Linked DNA regions of Mus musculus: regions 1, 2, 3 and 4 are each linked to region 5. A link is a loop called in an ENCODE intact Hi-C map of the cell type or tissue named here. Cell type or tissue: left cerebral cortex. All regions are shown on one strand. Links, peaks and the distances in the headings refer to the core of each region. The heading gives the core; the rest is flanking DNA.

Region 1 (6,011 bases), core at 283-5,282, 81 kb before region 5:
CTGGTGTTCTCCTTGGTGAGTACCAGTTTAATAAGAGACCCTGCCTCTAAAAATGGATAACTAGCATCTGAGAAATGACACTCAAAACTGTACTCTTGCCTCCATAGACAGAGCACCCCCTTCCCATATGTTCTCTGATAATTTGGATAAAAATCAGCAGCATACTTGAGTTCTCCTCATACTCACCACATTTTCATCTGTCCTAAGAGGAATTAAGGGAAGCCGTGTGCACTTACCAGGCATCTTCTCCGATACCATGTTGTCATCTGCTTGTTTTTGACAGTGCTATTTACTTTTAATTTATTATAAATGTTTAAACGCAATAAATGTTTTAACAGATTATAACACAACACAAATAAGACATATACCCCTCACCTGCATTCAAGATGATAAAAGTTTTCAGAACTCCCTCATCTCCCCACACACACAGGACTGGCCTCTCTTTTGCCATCTCATTTGAAGCAAGACACTGTGACCTGGACATTTTGCCTCTCAATTCTTCAGAATGAATGTTTCCAAAGTTAAGACATTTTGCCCATGTGATACCACCATGTCCTCCATCCTTAAGATATCATCAACATTAATGTAAATGAATTATCCAATATTCTGAACAAGTCTACACTTTTTTCAATTATCACAAAGTATCTTCAAAGTTTACCTAGTGCAAAGGGTTGTGATCATGCCTCCACAGAGCCTTGTAGACGGGAACACCCTATCACACATTACCAATTGCATAATTCAATGTTTAGAAGTGTCTAGGCTCCTCTAATGATGGCTTGCTCCATGTTTCCACGTCTCTTCCAGGAACAAAAAACTAACTAACTTCCTACATCCTGAAGCCTTGACTGCATTTTGGCCACTGACCTCGCTTTCTGTTAAAAGCACCACCAGCCAATTCATAGGATACATTTACAACAGTTTCTAGTGAACCAGCTTTTTGGAGTTTGGAAGAAGAAGAAGAAGAAAACATCAGCGTGGCAGGTGGCTCACACCTGCATTCCCAGCGCTTAAGAGGTTAAATCAAGAAGATAATGCAAGTTTAATGCAGTGGTCAATCTGAGCCATATAGTGAGTCATAAGCCACCACAGATTACAGAATGAGTCCCCATCTCAAAAAAAAAAAAAAAAAAAAAAAAAGACTAGCAAATGTTCTATAGTCTCATGGCAGTGAATCTAAATTAGATCCCCCACAAAATAGTAGTTTGAATTTCCTTCACAATTACATGCAAAGCAAAATATCTTTGGGGGTTCCAAATCTAGGTTGCATTGCGATTGCACTACAGACTACCTTGTTGAGCTAATGGTGTAATATAGTTTTCAACCGTAATCATTTTAGCATCATAAACTAGGCAGCAGAATAAGTGGAGATGCCGATGTATTATAGCACAACGAGAACATCTCCCTTGTCGCCCATTCCATGCTCTCTGACAAGGCCTGCAGTGCGGGGAGGAGTGCAAAAGACCGATGCCGCTTATCCAACACTTGCATTTCGTCTGCTTCATAGATGAGCATTGATGTTCTCTCATGATAAGTGACACAAGAGACAGTCTCTGAGGACACTTGTGTAGAAAAGATATACATGTTCATCTGATTAAATGAATCACTATTGCTTTAAGTACTTTATATATCATATCTTGGTCTGGGGTGCCCTGGCATAGCCTAACCTGGTCTGGGTTTTGTTTGTTCGTTTGTTTGTTTGGGTCTTTTTTGTTTTGTTTTATTTTGCTTTCTTTTGTTTTGTTTTGGTGGTGGTGGTTTTTAACTTGGTTTTGAGACAAAGCCTCTCCTGTAACCTGGCCTTTCCTAGATATCCTGCGTCAGCTTCCCAGGTGCTAGGGTTACAGTTATAAGCACCATATCTGGTTTGCTAATAATGTCTTTTAATTGAAGTTTTTGCGGTTGTTGGCATAAAACCTAGAGCCAGATAAAAATCTTAATATTCAGTTTCTCTTGACATAAGAAAGACTTTTTTTAATTATTTATTTTATGTATATGAGTACACCATTGTCTTCAGTCATACCAGATGAGGGCATCGGATCCCATTACAGATGATTGTGAGCCACCATGTGGCTACTGGGAATTGAACTCAAGACCTATGGAAGAGCAATCGGTGCTCTTAAACACTGAGCCATCTCTCCAGCCCAGAAAGACCTTTTCTAATGGAAATAGACCCATTATTACCTCCTTTCTTCATCTTCTCCATGTGCCAACGATTTGTCAGAACCCCCCTCCTCTGACTTTTATGTTATATGGAATATAAACCCATGAGCCTTTTATTATAGTCCATCTCCTATCTCTTGGGTCCGTCACACTTGACCCACTTCCCTCAAATTCACCTGCATGGCTGCCAAGTCAGATAGGTTTCAAAATCTGGATTCAATTCTGCTTGAGTAATCAGAACTAGGTTAAAGTTGTGGTATTGTATAAGATTCTGCAACAGTGCATGCCCGATGAGACTAGCCATGTTGTTCATTGCTAAGGCCATTCTGCAGAAAGTGAATTAAGTAACACATTATTTAAATCTTGGTGGGCCTGGCCTCACACACCTGCAATACCAATACTGAGGAGACTGAGGCAAGAGGCCTGCTACACGTTCAAGGGCAGCTCAGCTACATAGTGGATACCAGGACAATCAGGGCTACAGAGCAAAACCTTGTCTCAGAAACAAAATAAAGAATATCATCTATCTCTTTGCACCAGTAATCAAAAAGTCATGTACCCCAGTGCTCAAAAGTAAACTTCAGGGTTGGGCATGGGTAGGCTTTTTTTTTAATCCTTCCTACTCTTTACCCAAGAAGACTGTCAAACTATATATGGCCAAGAAGCAGTCATTTAATGATGAGATGACAGCTCAGTATTCACGAAGGAGGGGATGGATGATCTGGCCTCTTTGGAAAAGCCAGGAAAGAATTCGTATCCTATCTCGACCAATACGTTTTATCGTCCAATGAGAGGAAGTGAAATCACGTGGTGAAATGAAACCCCTCTGTAAATGGTGTTTCCTCAGAAGCAGGAGGTGCCAGTGAGACTGTCAACGGCAGCAAGTTGGGCCTTTTCTGGCACGGTTCGGTTGAATGAGCACCCCTGACAGCTCAGCCTCTGCGCCCATTAGGCACAGTGTGAAAGGCCCCATTCACTTGCCAGCTGGCGTGGCAACCCTTTATCTAAGGATGTAAGCCAGGCAGCACTCGCCTCCCGCCACTGGATACCGGAGTGACGATTAATTATGGATGGAATGCAGTCAAGCCCGGCTGCAATTGTAATCAAATGAGAGCACACTAAGGAAAAATAACATTTTATCCTGTGCAAGGTACCTCACAAATAGATTTGTGACGGACTGCTGCCAGTTAGCTGAAGAGAAACTAAAAATATCGGTCAAATTATTCACACAAGTAGCATAAGTAAGAACTGATCAAATAAAAATACAATTCCTATGATTGTATAACAGATACTTTATTTAATTTATAGTTTGATTCTCCAGAACTACAGGTCCACAGTTTTTGCTTTTTTTGTTTTGTTGTGGGTTTTTTTTTCCAATGAACACTGAGGAATACTCTATCAGCTGGCACTCTAATGAAGAGATCTAGGAATTTTCTACATCCAAAAGCCTTCCTGGTGAAAAGAGATTACAATATTTCATGCTTTACTGCAAGGCTCATATGTTACTTTGATAGCTCGTGAATATTGGAACTGGGAATTGTAAAATATTCAGTCAACAAATAGGAACAGCTTGATAATTATAGCCATGAATAATCAAAGAGAGAGGAAGTAATGTCGGTCTGTGCAGCAAAAATACTAAAGAATATATTTCTTTTAAAGTGCAATTTAAAAACAGGGGAGATGGCTCAGGATTTTAGAGACCTTGCTATTCTTGCAAAGGACCTGAGTTCAGTTCCCAGCACCCACGTGGTGGCTCACAACCATCTGTAACTCCAGTCCAGACACTCTGATGGCTTTTTCTGGCTTCTGGGGGCCCCAGGCACACATGCAATGCATGTGCACATGTGTAGTCAAAACATTCATACACATAAAATGAATGTTTGAAAAAAAGCACAGTTTAAATCCCACTCTTATTAGAGGAAGAGTGTCATTAGGTCAACTCTCTCGGAAAAAAAAAAGCAAACCATTGCTCTGAGGATTCCGACTCAACAAAAAACAAACAAACAAACAAACAAAAACCATAGGCACAGCACACTACAGGGAAACAGGTCTCATGGAGTAGAACCACACACACCTTTGTAAGACCTGCTTACTTTAAATATGGCACTAGTGGGTGATGCTCTTATCATTAATAGCAGAAATGGAATGACTCGTGATTTTTTAAATTCCCTTACAATGTGACTGTTTAAGGAGAAAGTTAACTGGAATCATAACAAAAATGTCTTGTCTCTTGAGCCCCAAATCCCGCATAGTGTCTGCTGGAAGAGTGAAGGTCTTCAGAGCAACAGACTAGGAGCTAATATAGAGAAGGAGGCTGGAAACTGTCTGCTGAATCTTGAATTCCACTTCAGTCTCTCCCCCTTCCTTCACTGCCAAACTATCTGTTCAGTGACGGATGCCTGGAGGGGAGCCAGAGATTCCAGCAAAAGAGAAAGGTTGAAAAGACGCATGGCATAATGCCATGCCAGGCTGAACTACTCCATCATGGCTGTTCACCCACTACCATCCCTCCCCTTCCAACTGCCAACAGTAAAATCCAGACTAGCCAGGTGGTCATAGTAACCGGGAAGCAACATTTAATAATTGTTGAACCAGCAAGATGTCTTTGAGAGAACAACATTGGGTATGAGAACAGGAATTGCACGGATGGCTAGTCGGAAAAAATAAAATAAAACTGTAAAAGCCAACATGCCAGAAGAAAAGGCAAATGCATCTGTGGTTCTTTCCCATTCTGTCTTGGAGAGAGCTAAAGCTTTGTGTGCAGCTTCTAATTAAAACCAAACAATAAATATTGACATAAGGACAATGGTTTCTAGTACTGGGATCTTGGTTGGCTTAATAGTGCCCCGTCTGTCCCACCTATCTTATTACTCAGAACGAGGCAAGTAAACACACTTCCACTTTGATTGTTGTATTCTGCACTGGCTTACTTGGCTTAAAGATCAAATAACAAGGGTTTCATAAAGAGCTCTAAAGGAAAGTGTTTCAAAAGTGGAGGGGGAGACGGGCCACCTAGAAAAGAGAGCATGAGTATCATGGTGTCTGTTAACAGTTGTCTCCAGAATTCCTTCACTTCTACAATGACACCCACCAAAAGGGGGATGTTCATGTGGTAGTAAGTCACCCTTGTTTGCTTCCCTTTGACGTGAAGTCCTTTTTTATGAAAGAATGACACAACATTGGGATTTAACTACTGCCCCAAAAAAAGTTAAAAAATAAAATAGAATTTTCAAGCAACTGATCATGTAAGAGAAACTATACCAGCAAAAATGAAGGTTAATGCTTAAACTCAATCTCTTTATTTCTATCATGGCATACTGTCTTGATTTTTCCAACAATAACAACAACAACAAAAACACCACTCTGTGTCTTTACCTCTTAACTAGGGATATCTTTTTATCTGGGTACATGTTTTTTTTTCTTTTTCATAGTTTCACAACCTGTCACCCCAAGGGATGAAAGAGGGGTTCTTCCTCTTGCCTCATGCAGAATGCAACTCACTCATCTGCATCTATACCCTGGAATCTGACTTACAAGTGTGCTGATGAATATTGACCTAGTTCTGTACATGCTGCCACTCCCCACTCCCACCCATCACAAACCCACCACCCGAGTAGTTCTGCATTCCACTGAGACACTGAGCATAAGAAGCACATATTCTGTGGCTCGGGAACAGAAGCACTGCATCTAAAGCCCCACAGCTAATAAGTCCGCAGTAAAGCTGGTCACACTTGATCAACTTTAAGATTTAAAATATATCGAAAGAGAAACACCTGTATAATAGGCTTGGATATCACATGCAGCTACAGATGGATGAGCAGACTTCAAAAGCTACTGTTAACGCAGGCTGA
Region 2 (6,011 bases), core at 569-5,568, 120 kb before region 5:
TTTGGTAGCCATTGTCCTGTACAAAGATATCACACCTGTCAGAGGCGAGTGTGGAATTGTGTTGCTAACCTAATATTTTAAAGGGTGACTTTAACTACTATTTCTTCATTCTCACATTTGAAGTCCAAAGTTATAGTTTAGGGGTCATTCTTACTTTATTTCCACCCCAACATTTTAAGTGATGGATTGAACCCATAAGAAAATTGGTATTTAAAGGAAATAGCGAAGATATGATTTTTGAATGTATGATGCTAGGACTCAAACCAGGTCCTCTGGAAGAGCAACCTGTCCTCTTAACCCCTAAGCCATCACTGGCACCAACTCCAAAATTTTAACATTTAAAACCAACTTGTATTCAATCAGTGTTATAATCAATAATCTGCAACATCAAATACGTGGTGCTTTTCTTACTCTAAAGCATGGTCCTTCTTGAGGAAGGAGTGGTTTTGCCGTCCAAGAGATACTTGGCAATGTCTGAAGGCAGTTGTTGGTTGTCCCAACAGGGATACTTTTAGTAGACTGAGAACAAGAGCACAGGAGTGCAGCTAGCCATCTTCCTTTGCACAGCACCAGGGAATTTGACGCCCCTCTTAAGGTTCTTAAACTCATTGATAAGAGAAGGGGGATAGAGAAGATTTACAGCTTGCCTGGCACATTGTTTTACATTTAAATGCTTATAAAATAGCTTCCAACTAGCTTCTGAGCCCATTTTAAATTCTTCTATTAAAGTTAAGAAGTATAATGTCACCAAGTACTTACATGGTGGATAAGCTGTCTCATGGCAGGGAGACGCTTCAGAAAAAGAGTGAGAAAGTCCAGAACATCAGATAAAGACATGCCTAGGATCTGGTTAGTATCCAAAAGGAAAAAGAAACAGGATGGAAAGAGGGGAGAGGTTCACTTCTCTGAGTAATTTTAGAAGAACAGACTAAGCAGACCTGCATGACAACAGCTTCATAAGTGACCACACCGGGGAAGAAAATGCATGCTGTCTTACTAGGGAGATAAAAAAATGTGCCTCCCGTTTCACTAGCATGGCTTTAGATGAATTGGTCTTTCTGGATGATGGTCTTTTGGCCAGGTGATTAACATCCCAGCTGGATTAACCCTTAAGGAAGGAGAAAATAGTATGTAATGCTGTACTCTTTAGAGCAAGTCTGAATGCCATGTCTTCACCCAAGGCTCAAAAGTATTCTATGCTTTTGACTGGGTCTTAAGAATGGTGAGCATGCAGGCAGAATTAATTGATGCCGGAGAGGTAGCTGAGAGTTCTACATCCGAATTGGCAAGGAGCAGGAAAAGACAGTGAGCCACTGGGCATAGTTTGAGCTTCTGAAGCCTCAAAGCCCACCTCCTGTGACACATTTCCTCCAATAAAACCTTATGTGTTCAACAAGACAAAAGCCCCTAGTGATACCACTCCCCCAATGGGTCTATGAGGGTCGTTTTTCAAACCACCACAGTAAGATGAATGGAAGAAGACATTGTAAGAGTCTTATCTACGTCTATATGAACACCCAGTCAGAAAGTAGCAGCATCGTAAGGATGGTATAGTACATATGCTTTGTAGACAGCATCCTATGTTCACAGTCCATCCAGTTCGTCCACTTTCTAAATCTGATGATTTGCAGCTTAACCTCTGTGCCTCTCAGTTCTTCATCAGTAAAACAAATATTACAGTAGACTTCTCATTGTGAGGTCAAACATAAGTTATTATAGTCATAGCATGAGGCATGTAAAAAGTATGGTACGGATGTTGGCCTTTGTTAATACTGTGGTAGTGTTGTTGGTGTGGTTTGATTCTGTTGAGGCAAGTTCTCATTCTCCAGCTCTAGCTAGCCTACAACTCACAAAGACATATCAGCCTCAGCCTCAGCCTCAGCCTCTGCCTCTGCCTCTGCCTCTGCCCTCTGCGCTCTGCCCTCTGCCCTCTGCCCTCTGCCCTCTGCCCTCTGCCTAAGAACTGACATTTATAAGTGTGTACCTTGCCATTATAAATATTGTTGTTAATATACTTGTCATTTTTCAGAGATAGGAATATTGAAACTCAAAGAAGCATGTAAAATGTGCTGTCCTAGTAATCTAGTTGTCTAGCTGGGCTAGATGCCATCAGATCCCAGGCTGTAATGTTCCTGCATTGTTATGTGTCAGAGATTTTCCCAAAGGCTAAAGAGTTGCCAGGGTGTCTCCTGGAAGCTAAGCCATGGCAAATTATTCAGCCTGTAAAGTTGTTTGTTTAAACAGTTTTATAACTTAGCTTATACCCAATCAATAGTCTTGCCCACCGTTAAATAACGAAGTTCATTCTCTTAATCAAACCATGTTGTAAAGGAAGAGAAGAGCTCAAAATGGCACAAGATAGAGACATATCCCTGACTACCAAGAACAGATACAAATAAGGTATCAAAAATCTTCTAAAAGAGCGAGTTAATTACACTTCCACAGTCTTGGCCAGGTTTTTTTTTTTTTTTTTTTTGCTGATTCATCTCAGCTCACCTTGAGTCTTAGATGGCAAACTTAAGCTTCTTAAGTATATTTAGAGAAACCCTGAGACTACGTGCTACTTCCCAGAGGGATCCCAGGCCTTCGTCATTAGTCTATTAGTGACTGAGGTTTAACAGAATACACACAACAGGAAAAGAGAAGATAAATCTTTAGAGGACTGTCTATTCTATGCTGGGTTTCCTGTGTGGAAAATCAGATGACTTGCAACTAATTGTTTGTGTGCAAAAGCCTTTGGCAGCGTTGCCAACAAAAGCAGTGGACAGTGTCTGCTCGAAGCAAACACGTCAGCTCATGTGTTCAGCAAATCCTTTGATCAGAGTGTTGGTCATGTGAGAGGATTGCGTTTTTTTGCTCCGCTTCAGGAGGCTTTTCCTGTGAGCCTAATGTCTGGCCTGCTGAGTGCAGAGCTGCCAAGGCAGAGCCACAGGTGGCCACGACTTGGCAAGTGATAAAACAACAGCTCCACTGAACACAGCAAGAAAGGAACAGGATTCTCAGTCTGGCTTTCAATGCCTACAGACAGCACAAAGCGTTTCTCTTTGGAAATCTAAACTTCTCTACGAGATAGAAAGCCACAAACATAGACCTGTATTACTGAATCCATACCAAACAGTTGGGAGCTTAGATAAAGCAAAATAACCATTTTAAGATTTAGGGGCTTTTGCACAAATTAACAGAATTTTTAGGCACATCTATATAATGACATTTTTGCTAAATAACAAATGACTGTCTTCTTGTGCCTTTTTGCCCATTTCTTCTTTTGATGTAAAAGGGTCCCCTCAAATATTTTTATTCTAACTTTTAAGGAATGCCATATAGAATGTATGCACAGAGAATTTTTAAGTGCCAGTAAAACTTCACTTTCAGTGTCTCTCAACCACAATATATAGCCAACAGAGGCTTTCAAGAAGCCATTATCTTTGTACTCATTCCCCTTAACAGGTGTTCTTTGTGTCATCTTATCCGTCTGTCTGCTTCTCTCCAAGCCCTTGATGTCCTCATGATATAAATCCAATATTTACTTTAGCTCCTGCATATTCTGTATATTATCCCCCAACACTATATCTCACCCATAAACAATGCAAATGAATATATATGCATAGGCATACACATATCAGATATAAATATGTGCATATACATCATATGCATAACGCCAAGCGTCTGAACACACCCTTGATCCCACAGCTGGATATCTGTTTGCTCAACCTGTTCCTTGGGGATTATAAATTCCAGCTTCTAAGACACAGTAACTGAGAAGCAAGGCCAATGCCAAGTGTCTCTGCCAGGAGCTAGTCAGCTGGAACAAGTTCAGCCCTCCATTTTCTTCATCCATAAAATAGAAATTAAGGTGTATTGCTTGCTATACAGAGTCATTATTAAGACTGGCTGGGTTCATGAACATCATGGCATCTTTTAGAGACGTGCAACTGATGGTTTTTGTTTGTTGGTTGGTTGGTTTGGTTTGTTTTCCATTTTTAACATTACTTTCCTTTATTTGTACTGGTGTTTTCCTTACATGTATGTGTATGTATATCAGGTGCATGCCCGGTGCTCCTGGAGGTCAGAAAAAGGCATGAATTCCTTGGAACTAGAGTTATAAGCCACCAGGCAGGGTGCTTGGAATTGAACACAGGTTCTTTGTGTTGTGTTAGAATCAAGGCTCATGTCCAGACAGACCACACCAAGCCAATGCAGTTCCACGTGAGAGAGCTTTATTGTGGGGGAAGGGGACAAGAGGGAGCTATGGAGACAAAAGGAGAAAAGAGAAAAAGAGAGAGAGTGGGAAGCTCAAGAGGGTCTGCCTTTTATTTAGGCTGTGATATAACCGCTCTCTGGTAAAGACGGGAGGTAAACTAAATGGACGTTGGGAATGTATGGCTGGGTTTGGAGGTGTTTTGCAATGGTAAAGTCAGCTCCTGATACCAACACTTTGAATTGAACTCAGGTTCACTATTAGTCTGTGTGTTCTTACCTGCTGAGCCATTTCTCAAGGCCTGCAATTGGCATTTTTGTATTAAAAAAAAAATCCCCATTTCCTAAAATTAAGTGATCTCATTGTTTAGAAGAAACTTAGTTTAAACTAGTTACATTTACACTTTAATTCAAAACTCTGTTCTTATTCTCTGGCAAATGAGCATCAGTTTCTACTTGAGTACACTTCATAAAGGGTATACTTGACCTCTGAAAGCAACTTGCTCCATTCTTAATAATGGTGTTTGGCCACACAGTAATAAAATCAATGGGCCATCTCTGACATGGTTTCCAAACTAGCAACTTACCATATGTGTATCAGGAAAATAAAGTCTAGTTGTGTGCTTTCTTGATGGTTTGTTATTGGCCGATGGTAGTCCATTTCACTATGTTCAAGTCTCCAACTGGAAAGAGAAACTACTTTACATCAGACCACATTTCTGATATTTTAACTTGCATACTCTGAGATAATCCAGAGTCTACCTGCAAATAATCTCTGCATTCAAAAAAGTCTAAAATTTAGCTTTATAATAGTTAAAAAGTAAAACATGAAGTTCTCAGGAGAAATGACCAAGATAAGTTTTCGTGTGGTTGTAACTATCAAAGGTGATACATGTATGGAAAAGAGCTAGCACATGAATAATCAGGAAAACTTCGATTAAACTACCCTTGACTATTATGATACATAGAACAGAACTTTAGAGGCAAACAACTGACAATACCCAGCAAGGCTGAACATGTGGGGCATCTGAAAACCTCAAACAGCTGATCAGAATGGATGCCTATATCATTTTGTGGTGTATACTTAAACTAAAAATACCATTATCAAACAAGCTTAAAAATACCATTATCAAACAAGCTTAACACCAGGAATGATGGAGATTTTCTCCATTCAAAGAATTGCACAGCATGCATGTAAAACTAAATTTGGCTCAAATATCTATTCACTGTAGATGGATAATTGTAAGATATTTGAGCTGTACACTAATGAGAAAGATTATGTATCTCTACACACAGCTGAGTTACAGATCTCATACTCAGGGGCACACAACTTATGGGCAAAGACGTCTCAGAATAAAAACCAATGCATAGCTGCACATCTTGTGTTCAGAAACTTGTCTACTCTATAAAGAATCATTCAAGCATTATAGACTTATGATCCTCTTCATGTTTTATTTTTTTAGTTTACTTCTAGGGAAAATATAATCAGCCTTTCTTCTTGTGTCCATTCTTTCCCCCTTGTATATTTCCTGAGTTAAGTCTCAGATTTCGTGGGGATTTGGGGTTTTTTTTTGTTTGTTTCTTTCTTTGTTTTTTTGTTTTTTTAGACCAGATTTCTCTGTGTAGCCGTAGAACTTGTATCTGGCTTTGGCCTACCTTTGCCTCCTAGGTGTTTGGATTAAAGGCATGCACCACCACTCCTGGCCTGTCGGATTAAAATTTTAATATAGTGTGTGTGTGTGTGTGTGTGTGTGTGTGTGTGTGTGTGTGCGCGTGTGATACTGAGAACTGAATCTAGGACCTCACAATTTTAA
Region 3 (6,011 bases), core at 331-5,330, 61 kb before region 5:
AACTGTGTGTTAGGGTTCTCTCATTGTGAAAAATACTTGAGATCAACCACTTAAGGAGGAAAGTTTACTCAGGCTCGTGATTTCAGAGATCCAGTCTATGCCTCTCTGGCTCTGGTGTTTTGGGCCTGCGATGTCACAGTGCTGACGGTTTCTGTTCACCTAATTTTGGCAGCAATCAGGGAAAGCTGAACCACTTTAAGGACAAACTGCCAATGTCCTACATCCGTTCCAGTAGACCTCACCTACCAAAGGGTTCCCTCATCCTAAGAGTGTCACAGGCTGCTGGCCATACATTTAACAGGAGCCACTGAGGGAACATTTTCAACCCTGAGAAAACTAATTTCACTAAAAGATGCTGCCGTTTTCCCAGCAAGCAAAGCTCAGTCCAGCCTCCATTTCTTTAAAGAAACATACCTAAGTAGATGATTTCCACTATCAGCATTCCTCCAGACTTAATCCCCTCTCCGCTTCTGTCTACAACAGCCGAGCTATGCGACACAGACATTTCTCCACTATCAATGCCATCCCCTTGTTCTTTGAGTTGATCTCTCTGTTATCAGTGACTTCCTCCCTCCTGAACTCTTCCAACATGATGGCAGGAAAGGGTTAATACTTAATTCTTCTGTGGAAATCAGTCCATGACTTACCCACATTTCAACAAAACTTGAACTTCTTAGCTTTGCATAAAACCACCCAAGAAGGCTACTGCCTTCTGCCTTCCCACCCCTTTCCATTACTGTCTCGCTGAGACCTACACAGAATGCCTACAACACTGGTCCTCTTCCAACTCCCTGCCTTTGACATGTTCCCTCCCTCTGGATGTATTTACCCACTTGTCTGCCTTAGTCACATCTCACATCCTTGAGGACCCATGCATGATAAATGCATCTTGGGTTTAAAAGGCTTTACCTATCTTGCCTACACAGACAGTGCTAGGTTGACTGATTTTTCTCTGCTCTAGACTCTGATTTAAAAACAAACAAAAAACAGATCTACCCTCAACCTGAGTATGTTGACAATATGCAGTATTTCCAATCATTGTTTTACTGTTTGTGTTTTCGTAATTTTTGTTTCACTTTTGAATCTGACAGTTCAGAGACTTATGTGCCTTTATAATACATGAACTATTATAGCTATTGCAGGAAATGATGGGCTCTCTCACAGCAGCGCCCGCAGCCCAGCATGGCAAACATGACAAGCCTTGTCCACCCCTCTTTCCTCCTTTTGTTAAACCATTAGATTACATTCCTAAAGTGAGCCCCCAAGGTCTATTCCCTTTGTTGGCCACTGACCCGTTCCTGAGATTGATCTCCAAGGTCCAGCTATCAAAATTCATTATTGGAGAGCCTGTTCAATCAGGACGTACCAACTCACCCTAGTGCAGACTTCCCTTAAATGTGTTTCTTTCTGCAGAGAAACACATGCTGCTTGCTGCCTTTGTCCAATCCAGAGGCAGCTCCCCACATGCTTTTACTACTCCAGGGTAGTAAATCTCCTTTGTTCTGAGAACTTAGTGTCTGGGTAACTTAGTATCTGGGTGTGTTCTGTAATGACTCTGAGGCCCCTTACCGGAAGAATACATCAAAGAGAGACATTTTTTTTTCCTGAACATGATTGTAATCAAATGCAACAAGCAAGTATTGTACCATGGATGCATTAAAGTGTCAGTAGTTACACATAGTGCTGACTAACTCTGTAAGAGAGCTGGTGTATCCCCTCCTGCATTAGACTTGTCTCCAGACAGCTTCATAGCACTGGTCTGGCACCGTGGAGGGTACAAATATAAATGAGGCAGTCTGCAACCCAATGAGAGAGACATCGTTTTTTCCAAGGGAATGAACATGACTTCATTTGACTCCACATGTATGATCTCATTTGTCTTTTACTCTTACTTGATCTGTATTTTCAGGTAACACAGAATTGCCTCCTATCACTGATCCCTTTGTTTTGCCCTGAGCTTTCTTCTTAAGGCCTATTTATTTCAGGAAGTTTAGAATTTGAAGAACAAGCCCACATTTAGAAATTCAGTGGGTATTTAAATATATGCTTTGATTCTTTTAAGTCTTGTTGTTAAATAATAATAATAATGAATAAATTCCTGGGCTTAAGCCTTTTGGAGAAATAACTTTTTATCACCCTATCTATTTTATAGATCTCTTAATATTTAGTTGTTGCCCACCCCACCCCCACCGCCCTTAGGCAGGAATTCCTCGAGAGCCAGGGTAGCACTAACCAGCTGATCTGCTCAGGAAACAGAGTGCTTGCAAATACAAAGAAAGGTAGAATTTTTTTCTTGTGTGCCTTGAAGAATTATTTTGCCTTCCCTTTGTCCGAGTTTCCATGGAAACTCCTCTCCTGGAAATGAGCAGTTCATCAGAGCCCTCATCCTGAATGTAAGCAGAACACGGGGCCGATGCTGTGATCTATTTTAGTGCAGTCACGGCTTGCAGAAATCTAGGAATAATTATTATATGCATAAGGGGGTCAGGCAACATGAAAATGAGCATAAATGGGAAACAATGGCTTGGGTGGCAGCTTTAATCTTCTTGTTGCCTTTGTGTAGATGTAATAGGGTGAAATGTGCTTCTTACTTGTATCTCAAACAATGAGCAGCAGGCAGCAGAGGAACCCACGGATACCAAATCAGTCCGTACCTGCACGAGCCTATCAACATCATGACAGTGAAAGAAATTGTTTCAAAATAGCAGAAATGGACACAGAAATCAGTTTGTCGTCTACCGGAAAACAACTTAGGAGAAAATCCACTTTAAATGGAGATACAAGTAGCAGAGATTATACTTTCTGTTCTGAAAGGTTTGGTTAAGAAACCCCATGATGTATTTGAGTTGGAATCATGAAGCAAGACTTCCCATCTTCCCTGGGGGCTGGGGGGTGGGGCAGGGGATGTTACAAGATGGTGCTATGTAATAACAGGTATCTTAGCCTGGTGCTATATATAGCTCAGTGGTACAGCACATGCTTGGCATGGAGAGCCTGACTAAATAATCAACAATCAAAACAGAAAATGCATAGATACACACTAGTATTGAATATACTGGTATCTGTGTATCCCTGGAGTTTTCTATAAAATCACAGCCGTTTCAGATTTCTTCTGTCCTACGTCAGTCATGTTCTAGCTATGGAAATTCTCTAAGTTTCTAAAACTATACAGCTCCATTTGGTCTTTCCTTCTTCCTCTGTGAATTCAATGCTAGTATTGAATGCATTTTTCCAGGAGTCTCATTTCAGGAGAATTCTGTTGGCTTCTACTGTGATGACATCACTCTGAGGTGGAAGGAATCACACTTCCTCCTGAGCAAAGAACTGAGAGAGGGGGGAAAAGGTATCACCCGTACATGATCTTCAATCTCTCAACTCTCTGGAAATACAAGCATTCATAGTCTTTAGTTAGTTAGTTGTTTAGTTAGTTGGACTTAACCAGAATGATGAGTTTTGAAACTGTAGAGGCAACCTGTTGGCCACTCACACCACTCATCTGTAAACTTTGTATACTCTGTATACTTTGTAAACTTGGCAAACCCCCATAGCAAGAAATTGGACAGCCCCCTGCCTAAGTAGCTCCAGCAGCCAGCCTCCCTCTGCTAGACCTGTCATAATGCCCTTTCTACCCTCTGTAACTGTCACAAGGTTATCTCCAGCCCCTCAATAGGACCTTCTCCAGATTATGCTAATTTTTGGTAAAAGTCTCAGCAAGAGCTACCAATCCCTGAATAAGAAAAACCCACCAATCCTTGAACATTCCACAGATACCCACCAATCCCTGCGCTCTCCCAAGCTTAGGACTTGAAATCTCACCAATCCTCACCCTGGAAATCTGTGCCCTGGAAAACGCTGCCCCCTAAAAAATCCTTGATAAGCTCTGCCCTTTGTCCAATTACCTGCTGTCCGCTCCCTCCTGGGAGCAGAGGCAGCCACTCCTGGATTTGTCTCTCCACACCCTGGACCCACCAATAAATCTCTTGTATGAGATTTGCTGCTTGGTGTGACTCTCTCATCAAAAGAAGCTTAAAGCCCAGCACTTGAGTTCGAGGCCAGCCTGGTGTACAGAGTGAGTTCCAGGACAGCCAGGGCTACACAGAGAAACCCTGTCTTGAAAAAAAAAAAAATGAAGAAATGAAGGGAAGAATAGAACGAGCTGGGCCAAGGCCTCTGAGCTCCTCAGCTCAGCTGGTCTTATTCTCCCCTAGAAGCTATAATACTGAGGAGGCTTCCTCTCTGAGCTCTGTGGTTCTTGGGCTGCCGTGTCTCAGGATGCCCTTCTATTGGGACACCTTCTCCCTTCAGAGCTGTGTGTGGTTCCTGGGCTTCCGGTAATCTTCTCATCCAAGCAGAAAGGCCAAAAGCCTTGCCTTTTCATTGTCAACAACAAAGGACAGCTTAAGGGACCGGTCTTTAGAACGCTTGTGAAACATGGTACAAAACATCTTATGCAATACGAACAACACATCATCCTGCAGAAAGCAATGTTCCCACGTCCCCAGATCACTCTGGGGGTGACAGGACTGCCTGGCCTTGTCATTTTAGGGAGGACAAGTGGTATGAGGATACAAGGTCTGCCTTTTCTCTTTCTGTTCTCGTGACTTAGTTCACTTCCAGTTTTACTGAGCTCATTCCATATTCCAAGTGTAGTAAGAGGTTGTCTATGTGAGAGTGAGTCAAGCACACACTCCACCCTCAGGTTGGGGGTGGGGAGGGTGAGACACAGCAATGGACTCAGAAGCAAGGATGCTCCTCCCACAACCCTCCCCAGTCTCTTCACACACAGGCAATAGCTCTGCTTCTGGGAAATCGAGTAGAAATTACAGGAAGCTTCAATGATGTATAGACTCTGGCAATCGCTTGCCTACACCCCCTAATCCATTTCATCCCATACTCTCCAAATTTATCTAACTCAGCCTTGAGCTATAGATACAGATTAAATAGAATTCTTGACTCTTGGCTTCTCAGCTCTAGGCAGGAACATTAATAAAAATGAAGATTGCCTAATTACTATAAATTTTGCTTTTGAAATCCTAGAAACTTCAAAAAGATAACTTTCTTCTTAATACTACCAGAATCTATGTATGTCTTTTGCTACTCTTTTGAATTTCGCCTTACTCTGTATCCAAAACTTACCTGTGTCCTCTCCTGAGCATGAGTCCAGGAGACACTTAAGAAAAACAGTGGTTGTTTTGTGTGTGTTTGTATGTTTGTGTGTTTTAACATGATTGTTAAGAAATGGGCTTTCTAATCAGATAAACTTGGAAAAATGTACTCACTTGATCTACATATCAGAAAACCATAATCTGTAGTTAAAGTTTCTGGAAGTCTTAAATATTAAAATGCAACTAATTTTATTTAAAACTTTAGTTCCTTATTATTTAGTCAAAAAACTCTGATATCAAAACAGTTTACTCTAAGAAATTAGTTTTCATGGAGCACAATAAGTATAAACTGATGCCTGTGTATACTTGGATAAAAACAGAAATTTCCTCTCCCTGCACCTAAAACCAGATGGATCATTCATGCAACAAGTGTTTATTGAGCATGTGCTATCTACCAACACTTACGCCCACTCTCGCCTATGACTCATCCAGATCTCAGGGATCTTGTGAGCCTGTAAGGCACAGTGTGGTGAGAATCCATTTAGTTCGGAACTCTGTCATGGGAACATTCTTTCTAGTAACCAGCTCACAGCATTGGCTTCACTGATGACCAACCTCATGCTCCATGTCTATTTCTGGGATTGATTGCACCGTGCTTCAAACACATCGCAGGCTCTCCTTTGGTTTCCTTCACAATTTACCTGATTGTGACAGCTCCCCTCTTCCGCTGTCAACCACCAAGGCCTCTGGGGAAGTGGGAGGAAATCTCTGGGGAAGAATGTTTTCAGCCAGGTCCTAACACCTTCTTCTAGAATGTATCGGTCCCATCCAACACCCACCCCATGCTATACTACATATTTCTTTTCCAAATTTCCATAATCTTCTAGAATGTATCGGTCCCATCCA
Region 4 (6,011 bases), core at 445-5,444, 530 kb before region 5:
TCTAATAAAAAAACTATGGATTTAACAAGAAATAAAATGGAACATGACACATATTAGTTTGCCAACGACCCTGTGAATGGCCCCACACCTATGTGCTTGTGGGCAGCATTAATTGGCCTCAGGAGGTTATTAATAGAAATAAAGAAAGAAGTCATGAGGTCGGGAAAGAGGTGTGGGGTAGGAGCAACAAAAGGAGTTGGAGGGAGGTTAGTGATGGATGGGTTTGATCAAAAGTCATTGTATAACTATATGGCATTGTCAAAAAACAAAAATATTATTTAAAAAGAAAAAAAAGAACAAAGCATCTGGTTGATGGATAAAACATGGCACCAACGTGTCAGTGATGAGGATACAAGATGTCTAGTGGGACAGGAACGGTGTTCAAAGTCAGCCACTAGGAAAGCACAAACCAAACTACAAGGAGACAGCATACACATTCATACAAATGACAAATGTCAACACAATTGCCATCTAATATGCAGAGAAACTGATCAACTAATATATAAAAATTTGGCCATTTTTCATAACCAAATTATCTAAGTTTACTTCCCAGATGACATGATAAAATACCAACTAAATGCAACTTGGAGAAAAAAAAAGAGTCATTTCATTTTACAATTTATAATCTATCACTGCGAGACAGCAACTCAAGGAGAAACCATAGGAAACTCTTCTTAGTTTTTCTGAATCGTGTTCAACTCCTTTTCTTTTACTACTCGGGGCACTGCCCAAAGTGAGCTGGGACTCCTGCATCCATTAGAAATTAAGAAAATGTGCTATATACAATGGTAACACAAATGTTATAGAGGTGACCACCGACCCTTTAATTAGATTTAAGGCCCATTTCATGAGATGAAATCGCACATGATACTGTTAAAAGGGCCAAGAACATGAGACTATATAGGTCACAGGCCCTAAAGAAAGCCTAATACTCTTGTTTTGCCAAAGGAGCATAGAAAGAAAATGATTCCTAATGACACATTGCTATACCCACAGATTGGTGAATCACTTAACTCACATCACAGAAGTTCCTTCTGACAATAGATAATAGTGAGTCCAAAGACCCGTAAGTGGACAATGTGCAGAGAGTAAGAGATGTTAGAGAACTTAACCCTAAATAGTATGTCTCTATTAAATTTCTCCCCTCATGGACCAAAGGTCAAAGAGGAAAAGGAGGAGGAGGAAGAGGAAGAGGAGAAGGAAGAGATGGAAAGATTGTAAAAGCCCAAGATGGGGAGATGACTCCAAGGAAACTCTCCTCCAGACACAAGAGTACTGATGCACATGTGAACGTACATAAAATATAAAACATAAAATAGAGGTAAGGGTGGTGGAGAGAGCATGAAAAGGCTATGAGAGGGTAGCATGAATAGATAGAGATGAAACTTCTATCTATTGACTTTCTTGGTGGATCCATGAATTTCTACATATGATATCATTCCATAAATTTCACGGACACACTGTACAAGTGAATCTAGGGTAATCTGAATAAGGCTGATTCATGAATAAGGCAACATTCATGTCCTGGTTATTATATTGTGTTAGAGTTTTTTGTGATGTTACCCTTGAAGAAGACCAATAAATAACAAATAAAGCTCTGTCTGTGTTGTTACTTACAATTGCTCATGAACCCGCAACTATCTCAAGATAAAATGTTCATTCTTTAAGAGCATGGTTCTGCCACCTAGCGACTACAAACTAGCAATGTGATTTAAAGGGTGAAAAGAGCAGAGGGGTTATCCTATTTTAGGGCATTTCAAATAATCTGGCCTATGTACTTTCACATACTTGAAAACATTACATGCTTATAGCACTACATTCTTGCTATAAAAATCAGGAATTTTTATCACTTCAAATTAAAACGGAAAATGTTTGAACTGAATGTTGTAGTTTTACACACCATGGTTGAAGAGTTGAGTGCAAAGAGAGGGTGGTGTCTGGATTAGTGGAAATGCCTAAGATTTCCAACTGTTGCTCTGTGATTAAGTTCCGATTCTGCATGTGCGGTGGAGCCAAAAGCCAATGGTAAATGGGGGTTTGGGAAGGAGCTGTCAAAATCCAGACTGCTGTGTTGTCGGTATGAACTAAGGAAATAAGGAAGCCAGTATGATTGTTGATTGCTTTATCAGTTACTCACAATCTGTGTGTTGTCTGTGTATATAAGCAGGGTCTGAAGGGACTCTAGGGATCCCTGCACCCTTTGCTGACCAGACAGGAAGGAGAAAGCGAAACTTGCACTTGTCAATTAAAGGCTGTGATTTACAGCTGACCTCTCTGCCATTTCTGGTATTTGGTGACGACAGCAAGGACGGAAGAAAGACAGAAGCCATTTCCACTCCAGAGGCAGAAAGAAAAAAGTAGGTATTGGCTGAAAGCACTTTGTGTACCTACGTTGACTCTACATTTCACAATATCATTTTTAGCATGGACAGAGTCATGTTACAGATAGAAGAAAAAGACAATAATAAGTAGATAGATAGATAGATAGATAGATAGATAGATAGATAGATAGATCCACAGATGCAAACTGTAATAACTGTAATACAAGAAGGCAGACAGTAATTTCGAAATGGGTGCATTAGGCTTTGATAAGTTTGGGTTTTTTTTTTTTTGTTTGGTTGGTTTTTTGTTTTGTTTTGTTTTGTTTGTTTTTTTGAGAGGCAAAGAAGAAATCATGTTTTCACCCTTTAAATCACTTCATTGGCTTGTAGTCTTTTAAAACATGGCACTCCTTAACTAGGCATCTAAATGGCACATAAGGCTTCCATAGACAATACCTTCCGATGTATGCTTTCATGTGGCCACTAGGTGTCAGCGTAGTACAACAGAACCTGTGCTTCCTACTTAAAGCGTTCCCACTCTACAGCAACATCTTTCACTCAGCAGTGCGACCAATTGACAGGCATACATGGAATAAAAAAATCTCGTTTCCTTTGGGGCTATCTCATTCACCAGTGACTTTTCGGGAAATTTTCCGTTAATAAGTGCACACATTGCAATCAAGGATCTTCTTCTAAAAGCTGTGAGAGCGAGTTTGCAAGGCGGTGCATGCCTATAATCCCAGCATTCAAGTCTGCTCTACTCCAGTCCTATCGCAGAGAAAATAATGCCTAGAGCAATGGGAGTCCCTGAGAAGGGACAGATCGCAGCTCCTGTGGGGAGATTCCTTGGAGAGAAGAGAACAGGAGAGTGAGCACAGGACTGATTCAGTGAGCGCCTGCAGTCTCGCAAATTCTCCCCACTGAGAAGCCCATGGAGTTTGTACCCTTTCTTCCCTGCCTGCTGCTCCTTGTAACAAAGCAGGCCTGGAACACACTGTGTACCACATTGTTTCTAGAACACCACTCATTTGAATGACAGGTGACTGGGCCTCTAAGGGAAAGGGACTCCTTTGTGACTACTCACCTGCTCCTCCATCTAGAGTCAGCCTGTCATTTCTTTGAACCTAGAATGTAAAACACCAAATCAGTTCTACTTCTTTCTGTGGGGCTTTGGTCCCACAGTTGAGTTGTGCCTGAGGAAAATCTCCAGAAACAGTTTTCAGGAAAGTGAATCAAGTAGGGAAAGTGGAGCAACAACCACGCAGGCTTTCCATTTGATTTGCTTCACAGTGGATTGGGAAGTGGGGGAACGGCAAGTTCTCCCACCTTTGCTTGTGAGCTCTTCCCAGGCATTGTGCGAGACTCCAGAGCACTCTCTGAGCATCAAGGCTCCGGTCGGCTGTGACAATTCACCCAGAGCAGTGAACCTATGGACATGACCACACAAGGCTCAGAACTGTCTGGGTACCACAAGTTTTCCTCCTATATAGTATAGTAAATGGCAATCTGACATGGACTGATATGTCACCAGGTGACAGAGCCCAAATTAGCCAATAGTTGGTGGGTGGGTGGCAGCTGCCTTCCTTCACCACAGTATTCATCACAGTACTTGGCACCAGCTGTGGTAGGGGGGTAGGGGGACTTTTATTTACATCAGCTTGTGCTAGGGGGACATTTATTTGCATCACCATATTATCTGTCTAGTCCATCAGTTTCCTCAGTCATGAGAGATAGTGCTAACCTGCTGAAGCATTAAGCTCCTCTGAATGAAGGAGGGGCAGCCATCTACGTTATAGGGTGATGGGGACCTGGCAAGGCTAACAGGGCCACTTGCTTTTGAGCACTTTCTCATTCTGCCTGCCTTTCATTTGCAGTCTTCTAACCATCTCCAGCAGTTTTCTGGCACAGCTTTCTGGGAGCATGATAGAGAATACGAGAGCATAAGTTAGAATGTCTGCATCTACCCGAAACGTTTTAACCTTTTCTAAGATATCCTGAGACGTTCACTTTGACATAAGATTTAAAGGGATTTCTTTGTAAAGACTGTTTCAAGTTCTGTTAATCTGTACTATCTATAGTGATCAGCACCACAGCCAGTCACTTTAGCTGGAGATAAACAGCCCTGTGGTGCTAGAAATCTGAGCACCACAACAGAAAGGAAAGCTAGTCCTGGGATGGTTTCAGAGACTTTATGATGCCGAATTCTCAACATTTATGTTTTCATTTGTCTTAATATTTTACTGTTCCTATATTATACTACATTTTAAGAAAATCACTTACATTATAAATATTTTTCTAACTTTTGAATGTCAACTTCTTGCTGCTTGGGGGATACTTGGCCACTTCAGCGACAAATTACTCCTTAATATACTGTGCTTATTTAAATATGAAAGCATTAATGTATTTTGACAATTTGACAGGCGAACATGGAATAAATAAACTAAATGGCATGTTTTTCAACTGTGAATTGTGAGATTCCTGCTTTCATCTTAAAATGCTTTATTATATTAATTATATATATACATGTATATATATATATATGTATGCACTATTATTGTCTTTCTACAAAGATGAAATAGATGCTGGTTTAAGAAGTTGGCTGCATGTTTTCTCATACCATCCAACATGAGCAAATAAATTGAATACGTGCTTTGAAAAGCAGAAAGGGTAAGTTGCTATAGACGTAAAATGGAACATCCTCAACAGAGACTCCATAACCATAGCACAGCTGGCATGCCCTAAAGAGAACCTGCCATCTTCTGCTACATATGCAACTAGAAACACAGTTCTGGTGGGTACTGGTTAGTTCATATTGTTGATCATCCTCTAGGGTTGCAGACCCCTTTAGCTTCTTGGTTACTTTCTCTAGCTCCTTCATTAGGAGTCCTGTGTTCCATCCTATAGATGACTGTGAGCATCCACTTCTGTATTTGCCAGGCACTGGCCTAGCCTCACAAGAGATAAATATATCAGGGTCCTGTCAGATAAATCTTGCTGGCATGTGCAATACTGTCTGGGTTTGGTGGTTGTATATGAGATGGATCCCCAGTTGGGCAGTCTCTGGATGGTCCTTTCTTCTGTCACAGCTCTGAACTTTGTCTCTGTAACTTGCTCCATGGGTATTTTGTTCCCCCTTCTAAGAAGAAACAAAGTATCCACACTTTGGTCTTCCTTCATCTTGAGTTTCATGTGTTTTGCAAATTGTATCTTGGGTAGTCTAAGATTCTGGGCTAATATCTGCTTATCAGTAAGTACATATCATGTGTGTTCTTTTGTGATTGGGTTACCTCACTCAGGATGATATCCTCCAGATCCATCCATTTGTCTAAGAATTTCATAAATTCACTGTTTTTAATTGCTGAGTAGTACTCCATTGTGTAAATGTATCACATTTTCTGTATCCATTCCTCTGATGGGGCTATTTCTTCATGGCTTACTTTATCCTAGGCCACTCAAATACCCACCACATGTCTCAGTTTAATCACATCAACAATGAAAGTAATGCCATTTCCTTCCAGGGTGTTTTTGAAATTAAGACATACATATAATGACCTGACAAGGGGCATTACACACCTGGGAAGTACTGTGTGGAGAGGCAATAGAAGAGATTCACGTGCAGGCTCCGTCTTTCAGGGCTCCACTCAATGCTTTGGTAGATCATGTACACTGAACTCCATTTCCCTTAAAACA
Region 5 (6,011 bases), core at 630-5,629:
AAAAGGATACTTTTTAACTTAAAATTAAAAACCTACATAGATTCATTAGCTTATGTGATTAATAGCTTTAATAGGTGATATACATTTTGAACTTAAATTTTTAATTGAAGTGGCTCACATAAATACAATTTATGCAATGGCCATTTTGCTGTTCTATAAATAAGAACAACATGGACTTGATGGTCCAATTCTAAGGTACAGAACAAGGGTCAAGAGCTAGTGAACACAAACTTTTGTTTTGTTTTGTTTTGTTTGAGACAGGGTCTCTTTATGTATCCCTGGCTGTCCTTGAACTCAGAGATCTGCCTCCCAGTTAAAAGCAGAGTGAAAATTTACACTGATTTAGAATTGAGGAAAACCAGCTTTATGATCCCATCAAGACTAGGGATTTGGGGGAGAATACTGAACTCAGTAAAGGGTGGGGTGGGGGTGGGGTGAACCCCCAGAAACTAGCCTTCTGTGGAAACCTCACCAGAGAAAATCCACACTAGTATAAAACTAAACATTCCAGCTGATAAACGTTCTTCTTACACATCTAATTAAAAGCTACAGAAGTGGAAATACATATAAACTCCAAGTGAGATTGTTATCCTAATGCCTCCAGCTGTTTATTGGTAACTATTCTCCACAGCTCTACTCCTAACACAGGCACATTTGACATGGACGCTCCACTGGGTGCTACGTCATTTTGTAACAAGAATCAAAGTTCCAAAAATTCACCTGTGTCACTGAAAAGAAAAAAAAAAGTAAAAGCTCAAAAATCAAACCGAGTCCTGTTAGCAAAGTGCACTTCCTTTGGTGATTTCAGTACAAACAGCTGTTGGCTTCAAACATAGGAAACATGCTGATTTGCTGTATGTGATTTCTGGAAATAAGTCTTCCTGGAGAGAAAAATGAAAGCTCTCCCCTCCTTGTAATTTCATTTTGTTTTTATTACAGAAGAAACAGCACCAGTTAATTGTCTTAAAATGGCTTTGCTACTTCTCCCGTTCATTTTCTAGGCTCCTAATTGCTATCTGCACTACTGTACCATTTCTTCCTACAACCAGAGCTAGGAAGCTCTGGAAATACTGTTCAGCCAATTAACAAAAAAAATTAAAGCTCAGAGCACATACTGAAAGGTACCTTACATTTTCATTCCACGGTGTATCAAGTAATTATAAAGCTTTCATTTCTCCCAAAATGCTACAAAAATATATGAAAAAAATCCGTTTCCATCCGGTAAATAGTAACAAAACAAGTATCTTTTAACTAGATCATTTAGAGACTATGTATTACAGTAATTCCCTCTAACTGAATTCACCACCACTTTCTCTATAAATCCATTCATGTATTCAAGCATATGTATTTAGTCAACATACTCATATTTACATCAGTCATTTTTTAGGTTCAAGTAATAGTGCGCTTCTGACAATGAACTATTTCTACAATAGCTCCAAGACCCCAAAATGTTGTTTTAAACCTGTGTAGACAGATGCATAGCTATTTCTAAAAACTATACACCAAAACATGCTTGTCAGGAAAACTAACCCATGCACTTGAATATACCCCAAATATTTTAATTAATGCTAGACCAACTAAATTAAACATTTTCTAGAATTAAAGAGATAGCATTAAATTGTTTCCAGAATAACGTTAAAAACCACCTTGTCAAAACCTCCAGAAAAAATACTTCCTTCTTATCGCAGCGTGTTCAACTTAGCTGTGTGTGCATGTGTACACACTGATCTCCCTTAACATTTCCATTCATTAGCATTTTGTGTTTACAAAGCCTCGTTTGCAATTTCTTGGCAAAGGCTTCCCCCCAAAAGATACAAGCACAAAACACTAGGGCATACACTCTTCAAAGTTTTATTTCACTAACTTCAGGTCAAATTTCCACAAAATTGTTTTCTGGTCAATTACTAGCCTTTTTTGACTTCCCAAAATGGTAGTACCAAAAGATTTGTGGGTCAGGGAGAAGAGACCACTTTAAGAAGCATTGCATTGACTCATCTTCCACAAGGCAACAGAGTTGGGTATCTGACTGTTCAACAAAACAAAGCTTTAATAGCATCCATGAGGGCAGACAGGCAAACCAGGCTGTAGACACTCTTCAGCTTGTCAGAAATCAGACCCAGGAAAACCTATTCCACACCAATATAAAAGGTACTGCCATTCATCTCTTCTTTTTCTGTTGCCGCAACATTTTTCTCCTTTTAATTATCATATCATGTAGTTTCTCGAGTCCTTCCTTTAGCCCATCTCCTATGATTGCACAGGTGGGCTGCAAATGCCAAGGAGTCGATGAGCTCAGTTCCCCCATTGCTAACAACTTCTCAATCTCTGAGAGAGAGAGCGAGTTCCTCAGGTCTTGTTTATTAGCAACTATAAGCACAGGGACTCCCTGATTTTCGGATATCCTAGTTATTTTATGAAGTTCAGTTTTGGCTTCTTCCATTCTCTCAACATCGACAGAGTCCACCACAAACACAATACCATCTGTGCATCGGGTGTATGACTTCCACAGTGGTCTTAACTTCTCTTGACCACCTACATCCCAGAAGTGAAAAGTGACTGTTTTGGAATTGCCCAAGGTTACCTTAATTTTCTCAGTGTTAAATCCTTTGGTAGGTACGGTATTTACAAATTCGTTGAACTGCAGCCTGTATAAAACTGTTGTCTTTCCAGCACAGTCCAAACCCAGAATAACAATGTGAAAGGACTGAAAGGACGGCAGGCTGGACAGGATGGAAGTCTGGTCTGACAGTCCATTCCCCATTTCCAGCTGCAAATGGTGTCTCAAACTGAACGCGTTCTTCTTATCTGCTTACAATTTCTCTTCCTGGGTGATCGGGCTACGCGATTGCTGGGGAGGAAATGAGTAAGTTATTACTGTGAGCACATTAAAAATGGGGTTTCTCTACTTTCGCCAAAAATAAGCACATGAGGGACTTAATAAAACTTGCTGTGAGTAAACACACCAGATGAGGTAGTAGATGTATTCAATCCAAAACAAACGATGCCTAACTGTCACCCAAAGGCTTTCTTCGATCCACTCTAACTGCAGTAACGTGTACTTTTCTCTATTCTCTACGATCCCCGAACCTCAAAAGCTCATTCTGAAGACAACCCAGGCGCCACTATCTGGTGCCGGTCACCGTATCCACCACTAAAGTGCCTTTTCTTAGCAGAAAACTCAAAAAAAGCAGCCCTATCTGGGAGATCTAACCAGGCACGTCTCACCCGGCACCCAGGCTCACTTTCCTGGCTCCGTCCCCGCTACCAAAGCTCTCACCTCCCGGGCTGGAGTCGGGATTCCAATGGAGGGACATTGGCTGATGTGTCTCTCTCTCTCTCCCCGCGAGGAACACGCCACAGCTCCTCTCAACCGAGACCTCCGCGCCGCTCTGGCGGACGCCCCACAGGGAAGCCCAGACTCGGCCTCTGGCCACGCCCACCCTCACGGCCCACCCAGGCCCCGCGATCCCATTGGTCAGCGCGTCAGGGCCGCCCTGCCACTCCCGCCCCGGCGCCCTAATTGGCAAGGGTGCCTGCCACTCCCAGGGCGGCAGCGCCAGGGCTCGCTCTCGGCCCTCCGGCACCACCTGTTGCCCTGAGTGGGAAACGAGCAGGCATCGCAAAGGACGCCGAGCCCCTGCTGCAGGTCCGGTCGCTCGGCCGCCTCGCGCACCTGCAGCATGGGCCACGGTGACGCGGCCCTACGCGGCGGGAGCGGCCCACCGCGCCTCAGCTCGCCGTGCGCCCAGGCTCGCTGGGCCGCGCCAGCCCCTCTACACACCGAACGCCTCCGGCAATACTGCCTCCGCCCCGCCGCAGGCCTCTTCTCCAACATGACCCCGCGCCACTCACCTGGCTGACGGTCCTCCGTCGTCCCGCCTCCGCGGCTGTCAGCCGCCGGGGAGTCTGTCCCCGGGCAGCGGCGAGGCCTGACGGCGGCCGGGCCGACGCCGCGCGCCAGCCGGGCTAACGGTGCTCGCCAGCCTCGCTCCGGGCCGCGGCTCCGCCCCTCGCGCCGCGCCTGCCCGCGGGGGTCGCGCGCGCGCGTGCTGGCCGCGTCTCCTAGCAACGCCCAAACAAGGTCACGTTCCAACCCTTTCGGCGCCCGCCGCCGGCGCAGACGGGCGGGGCTTCGGCCGCGGGTTCTCGGTCTTTCTGCCGCCCCAGGCTGGGTGCGGGAGGGCGTCGCCGGTACCGCCCCTCTTCCTGTCACCCTAGGGCGGCCTCTGGGCGACCGCGGTGTTGATTCAGGGTCCTTGATGTTGGAGGACACTGGCCGGGTGGGTCCCTTACGTCACGTCACAAGGCAGCCTGGGGGAGTCTGCGCTGCCGCCCTCCCTAGCATGTGCTGGCTAGGATGGTAGCCTACCTTTTGTAAGCCAAGCGCTACCTCCTAAGTGAGTCTACGCCCCACAAGTTGGAACAGGAACCAATGCCCCTATTAAGGAGGAAGAAACGCACTTTGGAAACGCTAAATATTTCCAGTAGCCCAAGAAGAACGGGTGATGAAGCTGCAGCTGGTAACTTATGACTAGTGGTAAAGCACATTGGGCTCCATAGTGTAATTGTGTACCACTATGTTTGGCCTTAGGAGGCAAACTGTCGTTTTTGTGAATATTCCAGTCTTTGTAAAAACAGAATGAACCAAATTGGTCATGAACCAATTATAAAACGTGACCAGCAATCTTTTAAAGATGTTTAGAAAAACAAACAAAGGGCATTTTAAAGCTTGGTAGAACCTACAAGAAATTTTTATCTGGAAGGCTATAATAATAGTGCAATTTAAAAGTGTATTTTAAACTAGATTCTGGCCAAGCACTTGAGAGGCAGAGGCAGGCAGATCTGGATGCTTCAGGGCCAGCCTGGTCTACATAGAGAGTTGCAGGCCAGCCAAGGCTACGTAGTAAACCGTGACTCAATAGATACATAGATAGATAGATAGATAGATAGATAGATAGATAGATAGATAGATAGATTGTAACTTTCCTAAGAAATTTCCTGATCTTAAAATTACCATAGCCAGTAGTATTTATTTTATGAATAGTAGAAAGGATTGGGCTTCTTTCTGTTGTTTTTGTTTCTTTGTGGTTTAGTTTTTCTGTTGTTTTGTTGTTTTGGTTTTCGGGGCTTGTTTGTTTGGGTTTGGGGTTTTTTGTTTTGTTTTGGTTTGGTTTTTGGTTTTGTTTGTTTGATTTTTGGTTTTGGTTTTCAAGATAGGGTTTCTCTATGTAGCCCTGGACCAGGCTGGAATCAAACTCAGAAATTTGCCTGCCTCTGCCTCCCAAGTGCTGGGATTAAAGGCATGCACCACCCTCACCACTGCTCACCTTATTTCCATTGTTTTTAATAGCTGATATAAAAATCTAAGGAATAATAAGCACAGTGCCTAGCTTTAAGACAGCATCATTAATTTAGGAAGAAAAATCTCAAATGGCATATTCTATAAAGTTATTGAATGTAATCTGAACTAAAGATTGTAACTAAGTATGGGCTCTCATTAGCCAGTTACAGTTATTAACATAAAAAGGGAGAAAAGCTTTTGTTCAAGAACTGCTCTCCTTGGGAATTTTAACAGAGATTCTTTATTAAGCTTGAATTGCTTGCAAATCTCCTTAAATAATTTAAGGTAAAACTGCACCATTTATAGTATTTTTGAGATCAAGATCCTACAGGTATTTCATGCTCGGTTCCATTTTTGCAGTCATAGACACAAAGCAGGTGAGATCTGACAACAGTGAGACTCCATCCAGCCTTGCAGAAAACATCTTGCTGAGCTGCACTTCAGTGTGTTACTCTGAGCTTTTGACTAGAACGGCCACTAGCAGCCTGCAGCCTGTGAGTTCAATTTGAGAGATAAGTATTTTTCACGTGTCTTTAAGAACTCCAACGGAAAGAAAGACTATTTAATATAGACAGACCATCTGTGCCCCTAAAAAGCTTCAATTATTTGGCATCTACTGCTATACAGAAAAGTGTTTTGTATGCTTTATCTATAAGCAATAATATCCATA

What was found. Hi-C counts contacts between places; a loop is a spot of excess contacts. Peaks named below come from ENCODE experiments on the same cell type or tissue, not always from the same donor. Only the 100,000 strongest peaks of a DNase experiment are listed, where the experiment ranks them.
Region 1: it touches region 5 in a loop (5-fold over the local background); 7 of 42 quality-filtered maps call a loop at or near these places.
Region 2: a loop joins it to region 5, with 8 times the contacts of the local background. A loop is called at or near these places in 2 of 42 quality-filtered maps.
Region 3: a loop joins it to region 5, with 4 times the contacts of the local background. A loop is called at or near these places in 4 of 42 quality-filtered maps.
Region 4: a loop joins it to region 5, with 9 times the contacts of the local background. A loop is called at or near these places in 36 of 42 quality-filtered maps.

The regions. Positions count from the first base shown.
Region 1 is chr12:39,953,490-39,959,500 of GRCm38, forward strand. No RefSeq gene overlaps it. Among named protein-coding and RNA genes, the nearest start is that of Gm40399, 5.9 kb to the left of the region's middle. In left cerebral cortex, for the core only: no CTCF peak of the experiment used is centred there; DNase peaks (open chromatin) are centred at 3,127 and 4,627; H3K4me3 peaks cover 523 bases.
Region 2 is chr12:39,917,919-39,923,929 of GRCm38, forward strand. No RefSeq gene overlaps it. Among named protein-coding and RNA genes, the nearest start is that of Gm40399, 30 kb to the right of the region's middle. In left cerebral cortex, for the core only: no CTCF peak of the experiment used is centred there; a DNase peak (open chromatin) is centred at 2,923.
Region 3 is chr12:39,973,669-39,979,679 of GRCm38, forward strand. No RefSeq gene overlaps it. Among named protein-coding and RNA genes, the nearest start is that of Gm40399, 26 kb to the left of the region's middle. In left cerebral cortex, for the core only: no CTCF peak of the experiment used is centred there; DNase peaks (open chromatin) are centred at 788, 2,433, 3,262 and 4,716; H3K4me3 peaks cover 197 bases; H3K27ac peaks cover 2,231 bases.
Region 4 is chr12:39,507,331-39,513,341 of GRCm38, forward strand. It overlaps Gm34923 (a long non-coding RNA gene), which reads right to left. Exons shown (of 3, transcript XR_381461.2): 2 at 3,406-3,445. Among named protein-coding and RNA genes, the nearest start is that of Gm34923, 17 kb to the right of the region's middle. In left cerebral cortex, for the core only: CTCF peaks have their summits at 1,679 and 2,811 (motif pointing right); a DNase peak (open chromatin) is centred at 2,841; H3K4me3 peaks cover 395 bases.
Region 5 is chr12:40,033,986-40,039,996 of GRCm38, forward strand. It overlaps Arl4a (ADP-ribosylation factor-like 4A), which reads right to left and starts at 4,002. Exons shown (of 2, transcript NM_001039515.1): 1 at 3,853-4,002; 2 at 1-2,848. The coding sequence starts at 2,761. The coding sequence ends at 2,159. It overlaps Arl4aos (ADP-ribosylation factor-like 4A, opposite strand), which reads left to right and starts at 4,092. Exons shown (of 3, transcript NR_166749.1): 1 at 4,092-4,520; 2 at 5,702-5,835. In left cerebral cortex, for the core only: a CTCF peak has its summit at 3,578; DNase peaks (open chromatin) are centred at 816, 2,061, 2,459, 2,861 and 2 more places; H3K4me3 peaks cover 4,099 bases; H3K27ac peaks cover 3,616 bases.